Linked DNA regions of Mus musculus: region 1 is linked to region 2. A link is a loop called in an ENCODE intact Hi-C map of the cell type or tissue named here. Cell type or tissue: heart. All regions are shown on one strand. Each heading gives the region's core, and the rest is flanking DNA. Links, peaks and the distances in the headings are about the cores only. Region 1 has its middle 13 kb from the start of A230054N11Rik. Region 2 has its middle 75 kb from the start of Lilr4b.

Evidence for each region. Hi-C counts contacts between places; a loop is a spot of excess contacts. Peaks named below come from ENCODE experiments on the same cell type or tissue, not always from the same donor. Only the 100,000 strongest peaks of a DNase experiment are listed, where the experiment ranks them.
Region 1: it touches region 2 in a loop (5-fold over the local background); 15 of 42 quality-filtered maps call a loop at or near these places.

What each region holds. Positions count from the first base shown.
Region 1 is chr10:50,878,613-50,883,999 of GRCm38, forward strand. No RefSeq gene overlaps it. Among named protein-coding and RNA genes, the nearest start is that of A230054N11Rik, 13 kb to the right of the region's middle. In heart, for the core only: a CTCF peak has its summit at 3,094; no DNase peak of the experiment used is centred there.
Region 2 is chr10:51,402,986-51,408,372 of GRCm38, forward strand. No RefSeq gene overlaps it. Among named protein-coding and RNA genes, the nearest start is that of Lilr4b, 75 kb to the right of the region's middle. In heart, for the core only: a CTCF peak has its summit at 2,376; no DNase peak of the experiment used is centred there.

The sequences.
Region 1 (5,387 bases), core at 302-5,301, 520 kb before region 2:
TAAAAACAAACTTATTGAACAAGTCTACATGGTTAGAGAAAGTGCCCTAATTCCTAAGAGGTGTGGAAGCATCATGCATCAAAAGCCAGACTCTCTCCTTTTGTGCACACTGTGACAGTCTGACAAAAGTGAGCACCTTGTCTTACCAGCTTTATTCTATAGCTCACTTTCCTTAAATGCCACTCAAAGCCCTTCTTAATCCACCTACCATGACCTGGTTCTGCCACAGTTTGGAATTCACTACCATTTACTTTTGCTACATCTATATTCCAGCCAGTTCCTACAACTAAAGACACGGCTATGCTTCTGCAGAGTGGAGATAGAGCACACAGGTCGGAGCCTGGGAACAATAGAACAAAGCTTTGCTCAAATGGTCAGTCTCAGCTCATAGTCAGTAATATGAGTTGTAAACTGGTGTATCTGTGAAGAGTATATGGAGAGCAATTATTTTATTCTATTGTAAACACAGACAGACAGACAGACAGACAGACAGACAGACAGAGTCACAAAGAGAGATTTCAGTCCCAATTTAGTATAGGGTCAACTATAAGTAGACCTGAGGCAGGCATGAACCTGAAAGCAGGCAACATAGAATAAATGCTCCACCTGAGTCACTCAGATTCTAGGTCATTGAACTTATTTCAATTCCTAAGATGTCCAAAAGTGACATTTGTCTTTCAAAATATACGGGGAATATACATTGTCATCTAGACAATCAGGCCATGAGGAAAATTAGCCATGATGCATAAGAGAAAGAGTACATTTTCATCTGCCTTCCTCCATCCATCACTCACTGCCTCTTCTAGCCCATCCCTCAGTGGTACTCCCCCCTTAAAATGGATTACATTCCTTTGGTCCAAGGTATTGGTTACCATGTGATTATTTCTTTCCAAAAGGACCTTGTTCTATACAAACTACAGAAGAATCACATATGCATAAACACAGTTTGTTACTAAAAATGATTTAATGACAAAACAAAACGCTATACAGAAGTAGAACAAGGGACCTGTTAGATGGGTCAGCTGGTAGAAGTTTTTGTTGTAAAAGCCGATGACCTAAGTTCAGTCCCTGGATACCATGGTAGAATGACAATCACCAACTTCAGAAAGTTGTTCTCTCGCCACCATATGTCCACTGAGGCATGTGAGTGCACACATTCAAACACACGCATCATATTATTAAAAGTATAATAAATTATATAATTTAAAATATAAAATAATAATATAATATACTTTTTGAAAAGAAGAGGTGCAAGTTTCACCAAAGGATGACAAAACACCCAAGGACCAGCAACAATAATGTCTTGCTCTGGGACTGATATGTCAAGAAATGAAGGGGTTCCTTAAATTCAAAGAGTTGTGAGAAGCAGCCATCATAGCTGTGGCCAGAAAGAACATGGTCACTCAAAAGCACCACAATAAGAGGACAACCCAAAGCAATAAACAGTCTAACGTTTATCTCTCCTATTTCCCATTGAAAAACCCAGTCAGGATCTGAAGGGAATCGAGCTTTTCTTAGAAGTCTGGATAGGTTCAGTGTCTCGACAGAGTAGAAAATATATCTGAAGCAATATTGGGTGGGAAGGAGCATGTGTTACTACCATGAGACTCATGAAGGTTAGAAACCTTCAGACAAACAATCATTTACATCACTGACTCAACATTAAAGATGCAAATTCACATACTTGCTACTTCAAGATATTCTGTTATATTCATTAACTCAACGAATTTCTATACTAATGGGCATCCTTCCCATTTTGCAGATGGTGGAAATAAAACCTAATTAAATTATGTAGTTTGGCCAAGGCTTCACAACTAATAATGACAGTAAAAATTCATATTCAAGTCTGTCTAACCCTGACACCAAGGAAGGTACACCTGTGATTGCTGGAGTCCCACTAGCATCTGAAGCCCTGAGCAAGAAGGAAATGTGGATAGACATGTGAATGGGGTAATGGCAGCATTCTTCGATCCACTCCCAATGGGACTATAAGAAAAGGCACAACAGTGTTATGGCTCAGTGGCTTAAAGCATTAATTACTTTTGCAGAAGACTGGTATTCAATTCCTAAAAACTGGATGGTAGCACAAAACTATCTGTAACTCCAGTTTCAGGGAATCCAACATCCTCTTCTGGCCTCTGAGGACAACAGATATGCATGTGATGCACATTCACATAGAAAAAAACACGTATAAATAGATAATAAAACAAATACTCTAAAACAGAAGAAAAGACAAGACATTACTTATTGGGATGTACAATGGGTAGACAGCAAGCTTGGCAGGTTGGCCTAGGGCAAACTCTGACCTTATAATTTAAGAAAAGACTCTCTCTCTCTCTCTCTCTCTCTCTCTCTCTCTCTCCCTTCTCTCTCTGTCTCTCTGTCTCTCTTTCTGTCTCTGTCTCTCTCTGTCCCCCATTTCTACAGTTCTTATCTTCATTAGTGGTACCTAGTTCATAACTTCGTCAAGAAGATTAAATGAGATTTTATTTAGTCCAGGGCATGATAGGTAGTAGTCTTTTTAATATGTAATTTATTTATTTTTATGTGAATTGGTGTTTTTCCTGCATTTATGTCTGTGTAATCATATTGTTTCCACAATAGGTGAGCAAATGTGTGTTCAGGGCTCAGGCCAACGTAAGGTGAAGCTCAGATATAAAACACTGATCAGCACCATTCAAGTGTATAAAAGGCAGTTACATCTATACAGGTCCATGCAGGGCGATAAAGAATATAAAGTTTACTCTCTGTACAACAATATGCTATTGTATTATAAAGTCCAAATATATCGGTTAAACAGGAAACTAAAATAAACTACTTAAGGAATTTTCATAACACAAAAGCTGCCCAAAATCCCAGTTAATACAGTTCTTAGGGAAATAATGAAAGCAAACTTGTAAAGAACTGTTTGGGTTATTGCTTAGGTTTTCTGTTTGTTTGTTCCTTTGGTTTTGTTTGGTTTTTGTCTTTGTTGGGTTTTGAGGCCACATACACACACACACACACACACACACACACACACACACACACACTGGTGTCACAGGGAAAACCTTGTAATGAACGTGTTCACCTGTAGGTGGCAAGCTTGTGCTGCTGGCACTGTCATTGTTTTTTGCATTTTGTTTTCATTAAATTTATTTACTTGTTTGTTTGTTTGTTTTCAGCCCAATATCAGCCCTTCCTCTCCTCCCAATATCTCCTCATGTAACTCCTCCCCCAATTCCTCTTAAAGGGGAAGCTCCACTCTGGGTGTCAACCCCCAACAGCCCCATCCCTCTCTTCCCCCACCCCCACCCCAACACACACACACACATTAAGTTGCTTCAGAACTAGGCACATCCTCTCCCACTGAGGCCAGACAAGGGTTTCCTTTTAGCCGTGTGAGATCCATAGACAGGCAAGTAGACAGCAGGCTCTAGGACACCACCACCACCACCACCACCACCACCACCACCACCACCACCCCACACACACCTGCCCTGCTCTGGTTGAAAACCAACTGCTCATCTGCTACCTATGTGCAGGGGCCTAGCTTTGGTCTGTAATTTAGTCTTTGGGAGCACCGCCCCACCAAGGGTCCAGGTTAGTTGACTCTGTTGGCCTTCCTGTGGAGTCCTTGTTTCCTGCCCTTGCTAACAAACGCCACTGGGGATGGAGACTAGAGTGAAATTTGAGAAAAGGAAAGGAGAAACCTAAAAGAATGTGGGCGCAAAATTCTCACGTGAATTTGAAAGGGGGAAAAAAAGCACACAATAATTTATAAGGTTGTTAGATTGCTCTGCAAAAATAATATCATGAAGTTATCCAAATGTATTCATTCAGATTATAGTTTGCAGCATTCCTACGAAATGGCATCCCCTGCCTTGGAGTAGGATAGACACACTCCTTCCTGAGAACCCAGACACCCTGAGGCCTTCCACTGACAAGCACACCCAGTACAGGCCCTCTCTGACAGTAGTAGCTACTGCCTTTGATTTTACAGATGAGAGCACAAAAGGTCAGTAACTCCAGGGCAGAGGTAGTCTAGCTGCGTAGTAAATCTTTTCTGTGCTACAAGAAGCAGAAAGGGACAAAGGGATCCACAAGTTGTGAGTAAGGCTATGAAAAAAAAAACTTTTTGGAGGAACATCTCTTTAATAGGTAAGCTGGTCCTTCCAGATTTGAATGGGCTCAGTGGCCTAAGACCTCCTGTCCTTACCCTAGCCAACCACACTCACTCCCTAACCAGAGGATGCCCATATTTCCCAGAGTAAGGGACACAGGACCTCCTAGAAAGCTCTTTACAAAACAGCAAGGAGTCTCCCCATCCTACTTTCATTTTTAAAATATAACGATCTTGCTAAATATATTTCATTAACACAGCATTGAAGTTAGGTGCAGTGACATATGTCTATGATCCCAATACTTGAGACTTAGAGACAGGAGAATCAGGGTCCAGTTACATAGCTGTACCTGTGTGTGTTACTGAAGAATTAGTTTTTTAAACATTTGCTGGACCAAAGCATATATTCAGATTAAACTTTAATGACTACTATTAAATTGTTTGCTCCAAAGGCTGAGATGTCTTTTGTATTGAATGTCTTCCCCCCCCCCCTCTTGCTTTCCGCCGGTGCCCTAGGCCACCTTTATTACACGCTCTCACTTCCTTCTCACTAACAACAAATCTATATAGTTCATTAGAAATCCCTGTTGGGTATCCTGTCAAGTATGGCCAGATTCTCCTCACTTTTCAGCACTGCAGTTGCTCCTTGAGGCTGAAGCTCTGCTCTTTCCTGGAGTAGCCACCTCCAACCTCACGTCCCTTCCAACTGTTCTCAACACAAGAACCATAAAGATCCTGTTGAAGTCAAGTTAGATCTTTCAAGCCTTCTGCCCAAGATCCTACAAACTGTCCTTCTCTGTATCTGAGTGAAAACTTATGATGCCTTCTAGGGTCCTATTTGATGATACAAACAAAACACACACACACACACACACACACACACACTTTGCCCTGCCTCTTCTGTATTTTTTTTTTGAACTATGTTCACCTTTCTAGTCTAGGCATCTACCTTCTTGGTAACTCACTGAGATCCTAGACACCCTCATGCACACAGCTTAGAACCTTGGATCCATAAACCACTAACCAAAGAGTACCCAAGGCTCCAGCCGCATATGTAACAGAAGATGGCCTTGTTAGTCATCAGTGGGAGGAGAGGCCCTTGGTCCTGTGAAGGCTCTATGCCCCAGTGTAGGGGAATGCCAGGACCAGGAAGCTGGAGTGGGTGGGTTGGTGAGAAGGGGGAAGGGAGAGGGGATAGGGGGTTTTCAGAGGGAAAACCAGGAAAGGGGATAACTTTTGAAATGTAAATAAAAGGAAATATCTAATTAAAAAAAAAGGAAAAAAA
Region 2 (5,387 bases), core at 266-5,265:
CTAGAGAAAGTACCCAAGGAGCTAAAGGGATCTGCAACCCTATAGGTGGAACAACATTATGAACTAACCAGTACCCCGGAGCTCTTGACTCTAGCTGCATATGTGTCAAAAGATGGCCTAGTCGGCCATCACTGGAAAGAGAGGCCCATTGGACACGCAAACTTTATATGCCCCAGTACAGGGGAACGCCAGGGCCAAAAAGGGGGAGTGGGTGGGTAGGGGAGTGGGGGCGGGTGGGTATGGGGGACTTTTGGTATAGCATTGGAAATGTAAATGAGCTAAATACCTAATAAAAAAATGGAAAAAAAAAGTGATGAGGAGCATCTATCTAGACCATCCCAGTTCTAGAAGGTAGGTAGTTCTCATTCACTTCGGGGTCAGAGAGAGCATGCACAGAACCTAGGTGACAGAGGCCACGGAAAGGGCAGAAGCAAACTTGCCGCCCCAGAGGGAGTAGCTCAATATGGCTGAACCCAGTCATAGTCACTGTGCTTTCTGTGGAGAAAGTCTTTTGGGTCAGAGAATCTTATCAGGTCCTTTAAATTGTCCATCTTTCTTGAATTTGATCTTCAGAGGAAGGTAACTCCAAGTCTCAGGATTCTAAAGCAGACAGACAAGTCATTCCATCCTTAGAGCCTGTGTGCTTTCTAAAGCACACCAAACCACTGGTGCTAAAGAATACTTTTTTTAAAAAATCAAAAAATCTTGTGGGATTATTTAGCTGTGGAAATTGGTTTTTTTTCCCCCTTCCTTTTTGTATTAAAACACAGTCAAATCTGGTGAGATAAAGGCTCAGGTGTTTCCACAATAAATTTCCTAACATAAAATGATGATGGAGTAGGGAGTGTAGGAAGCTTTGAATGATTGACATTCTGAATACATGTGTGTTGTTGACACCAGCACTGCTATGTGTCAACTGCTATGGCACTGCAGTACCATGCCAAGACTCCAACACTTCTGACCCATTGGAAGGCTCCATCCTGGAGGCTCAGAGGGATGGCACATCCTTCCTCAGTGGACTAAGAGCATCTTGACAGGGTGTACCAAGAAAATCTCCACCAAAATTTTCCCTCCCTGATTTACTTAGGACCTGAAGATTGCCACTGTAGAGACGACTCCTACTGTGATAACTCCTCCCTGATCCAGTGGTATGCCATAAATTCTACCTGTATATTTATTTGTATGTAATAACCCTGTATACTTATTCAGCTATATCTAGTAGTAACCCCATTTCTCTGTTCAAGTTCACATAACGAATATAGTGAGCTTATAGAGTGCAGAAGCTTCTGAAGCTTCTCCAGCAGAGAGCCCAGGCCACTTGATTCTAGCCCTTGGTGTGTGTATCTACCTGCCTTTGCTGTTCTACTCAGGTTCAAGTCCCAGGAGACTGTGCATGCATACAGCACTAATATCTGAATAGACTATACATCCATAAATATATACTGCGATTTAAGTTACTGAGCATGGAGGGATTGAAATGCACTATCAACAATATTCTAATGCTACATCTTTTTATTCATTTCACTTCAATTGTGCTTCTTTTTGCTGAGCTGTTTTGCATTGATTAGCATTCTGAGATTCGTATTACTCTAAGCAAAGTAATTCTCCTGTTCCCCGAGCCTGGACCAGCATGGACCAGAACAGGGCCACCACCCAAGACTATCAATCCATTGATGGCTCAGATTTTTTCTCTTTTTAGAAATTGATCACAGACCACAAGAAATCTACCAATTTGGGGGCCAGTGGGTTGAGGTGAAATCCAAAGTACTACTATGGTGAGTAAAGCTAACAACAAGCAGGCAATAATGGGGAGCCCAAATCTAGGAAATAAGGAAGGTCTTGCTATAAAAAAAAGTAGCTGAAAAACCATGTGGCTTCAGAAGAATGGAGGTAACAGTTTCACTACTCGGAGGAATATCAATTTCCTGCTCTTTTCTAGGAAATCATACTTCTTCCTTCTACACTGTCAGCCAGCTAGAACAATCAGTTTCTGGAGTCCTGTTATCACAGATGTTGTCAGACAGGAATTACAGCTGGAATGAGACAATTGTATGCTTTAGATATTTGAAGGATCTCTGTTCTTCATTTTTCTGTACAAAATTCATACCAGTATAGAAAACCAAATTTATTATCAATATAGTTGATTTGAACTCTGTTCCCATCAGGGTGATCATTTCTTGCTCATCAGGCTTGAGAAAATGAGGCTGTGAATTTAAATCTACAGAGAGAACTCATATTCATTAAATGATTCCAGAACTTGATGTCATTCTAAACTAAAATACGTGCTACTCTTTTCAACATCGAGCTTTTTAAACACACAGGGTGCGACACACACACAACGTAATTAACGTAAGCAGCGCCACACAGTGGTAGGATACGGAAGAGCTTTTCGGAAGCTTCAGCATTGGTTGAAGATATAGGATTGTTTCGTTTTCCTTTTCAAGAATTTGCATGCAATGTGATGTTATTTTCTGTGAAAACACAGATGTTTTAATGTTTTTTGATACTCCACTCCTTGACAAGAAAATTTGTTGGCTAAATTGCAAACCTATTTACAGATGAAAATGTGAACAGCCAAAAAATATACTTGTCATATTTTACCATGTGCGGTTATGGTTATTAAAACCAAATGCATTTCAAAAATTTAGTGATTAAAAAAACACCATTGCCTCAGGCCTTTCCTTTTTATCCTCTGACAAAGAGAACATTTTATTACTAAATTTAATCTGCTGAAAATCAAATTTTATAACACAAAAATTGGCTCAAACTAAAACATTGCTACATTTTTTTAAAAAAATACTATTACAGAGACTGCATTAGCTAAGTGAAAGTAAAATACAACTCTTATATTGTACATTCACCTGCAGTATGGCTTATAACTTAGTCCAAATATGAAGTATAAAACAGGTGTGAAACTCACTTTCACCAGGCATCAGAGACATGACTTTCAGATCTTTGGCGTGTGAGGACCTTAATTTCTAGAATGTATTCCATCTGTGTCACAATCGGATTGTCATCTTTTTCTGAGCAATGCTTGATCTTTTAATACTTTCTCTGATATCCTCAGTGAATAGCTTTCCCAGGAATCTGGCCATAGATGAAGGGTTTTCAAGAGAACTCCATCAGAATTGCTGGTATCTAAAGAGTCATTTGCTCATTATTTAACTTTTTAAGACTACTTGCCGAAGAAGAAACACGGTTAGCAACAGAGCTGCAATATAACATGCTGTTAAAAAGCCCATAATACTAATATTTGGAATGTCCAGAGAGCATCTGCAAATGACTAACAGAACATAAAAGGAAAGATGGTCCTTACACAGCCCAAGTGATGTACAAGTGATGCCAGCCCCTGGGGTTCAGTATTTTAGTACTCTTGATATCTCCTCAACATAAAGATAGGAATGTCCTGTTATTAATTACTGTTTCTTTTTTTCTCCATACTCTTTTAAAAGAGAGGACATTGAAAATTTTTATTTTATTTTATTTTATTTTATTTTATTTTATTTTATTTTATTTTATACATTTGGGTGTTGTGCCTGAATGTGTGTTTGTGTAGCACCTGATTTCCTGGTACCTGAAGAGGCTGTAAGAGGGCATGAAATATCCTGGTAGTGGTTACAAGCAATTATGAACTGCTATGTGAATGCTGGAAATCAAACCCTAGGCCACTACAATATTAATAATTGTTCTAAGCTGCTGAGCCATCTCTCTCTAGCCCCAATTTCTCTATTCCTAATGATCTGGTATGTGTGTTCTCATTTGCTAAGGGCAGACCTTGCTCGTAAACTAATCAGTACCAAAGTCTAGCAAAAGATGTTCCTACAAGATTGCCATTTTTTATGTAAACAAAGCCAGAATCAGTACCACATAAAACCTGCTTTCTAAACTGAACTCTTACACATGAGACACTGCCAAGTATCAGAAAACTAAGGAGTCCTGACTGCAGAAATGCTTCTGGCTATCTTCATTTGCTTCTCCTATGTATCTTTGTTCAAAATGCAAAATATTGCATCTTACCCATAAGTGTCCTGTTCCTTTCCCTACTAACTGCTCATGATGTTTTCAGAAGTGCTCCACATAGCTTGCCTGCTACTTTTCAGAACTATATGACCCAGCAGGCAGAAAAATAAGAACCTAAAAAGAAGTGTATGAATGTTTTAACTGAATGTATGTCTGTGCATCACATGGGTGCATGAAGGCCACAATAGGGCATTGAATATTCCAGAACTGGAGTTACAAATAGTTGTGAGATACTATGAGGGTTCTGGGAATCAAAGTCGTCTTCTGGCTAGTCCCAGAGATGCTCTGCCCCAATATCCAGTTTTCACTCTCAGCCTTCTCCCACCCTCCCTTCCTCCACACCTGGTCACCATCCTCATACCCCTTCTCACTTCCTATTCTACCCAGTTCCCTCTCTCCGTCCACCTCTGAGTGAGTCACAAATCCTCTTTTGGGCCCTCCTTATTATCCAGTTTCTTTGGGTCTTGGATTGCAGCATGGTTATCCTATACTTTATGACCAATGTACACTTACAAGTGAGTACACACCATATATGCTTTTTTTTTGGAGAAGTGAATGTTACCTCACTCAGGATGATATTGTCAATTTCCATCTATTTGCTTGCATATTTCATGATGACTTTGTTTTTAATAGCTGACTAGTATTCCATTTGTGTGGGGGGGGGGAGAGAGAGAGAGAGAGAAAGAGAGAGAGAGAAAGAGAATCCCATTTTCTTTATCCATTCTTTAGTTTGAACGCCATCTAGATTTTTTCCAATTTCTGACTATTAGGAATAGAACTGTTACGAATATAGTTGAGCAAGTATCCCTGTGGTATAATTGGTCATATTTTGGGTATATGCCCAGGAACGGTATTGCTGGGTATTGACGTAGAACTAATCCCAATTTTCTGAGAAACCACCAAATTGATTTTCAAAGTGATTGTAGTAGTTTGCACTCCCACCAGCAAAGGAGTAGTGTTTCCCTTGCTCCACATCCTCACCAGCATGTGCTGTTAATTGAGTTTTTCATCTCATCCATTCTGATGGGTATAAGATGGAATCTCAGACTCATTTTGATTAGCATTTCCCTAATTACTAAGGATGTTGAACATATCTTTAAGTGTCTCTTGAACATTAGAAATTCCTGTGTTGAAAATTCTCTGTTTAGCTTGGCACCCTATTTTTAAATTGGATTAACTGGTTTGTTGATGTGTAATTTCTTGAGTTCTTTATATAGTTTGAATATTAGTCCTCTCTCAGATGTAGGGTCGGTGAAGATATTTTCCCATTCTGTAGTCTGCCATTTTGTCCTATTGATGGTGTTCTTAGCCTTGAAAAAGCTTTTTACGTTAATGAGGTGCCATTTATTAATTGTTGATCATAGTGC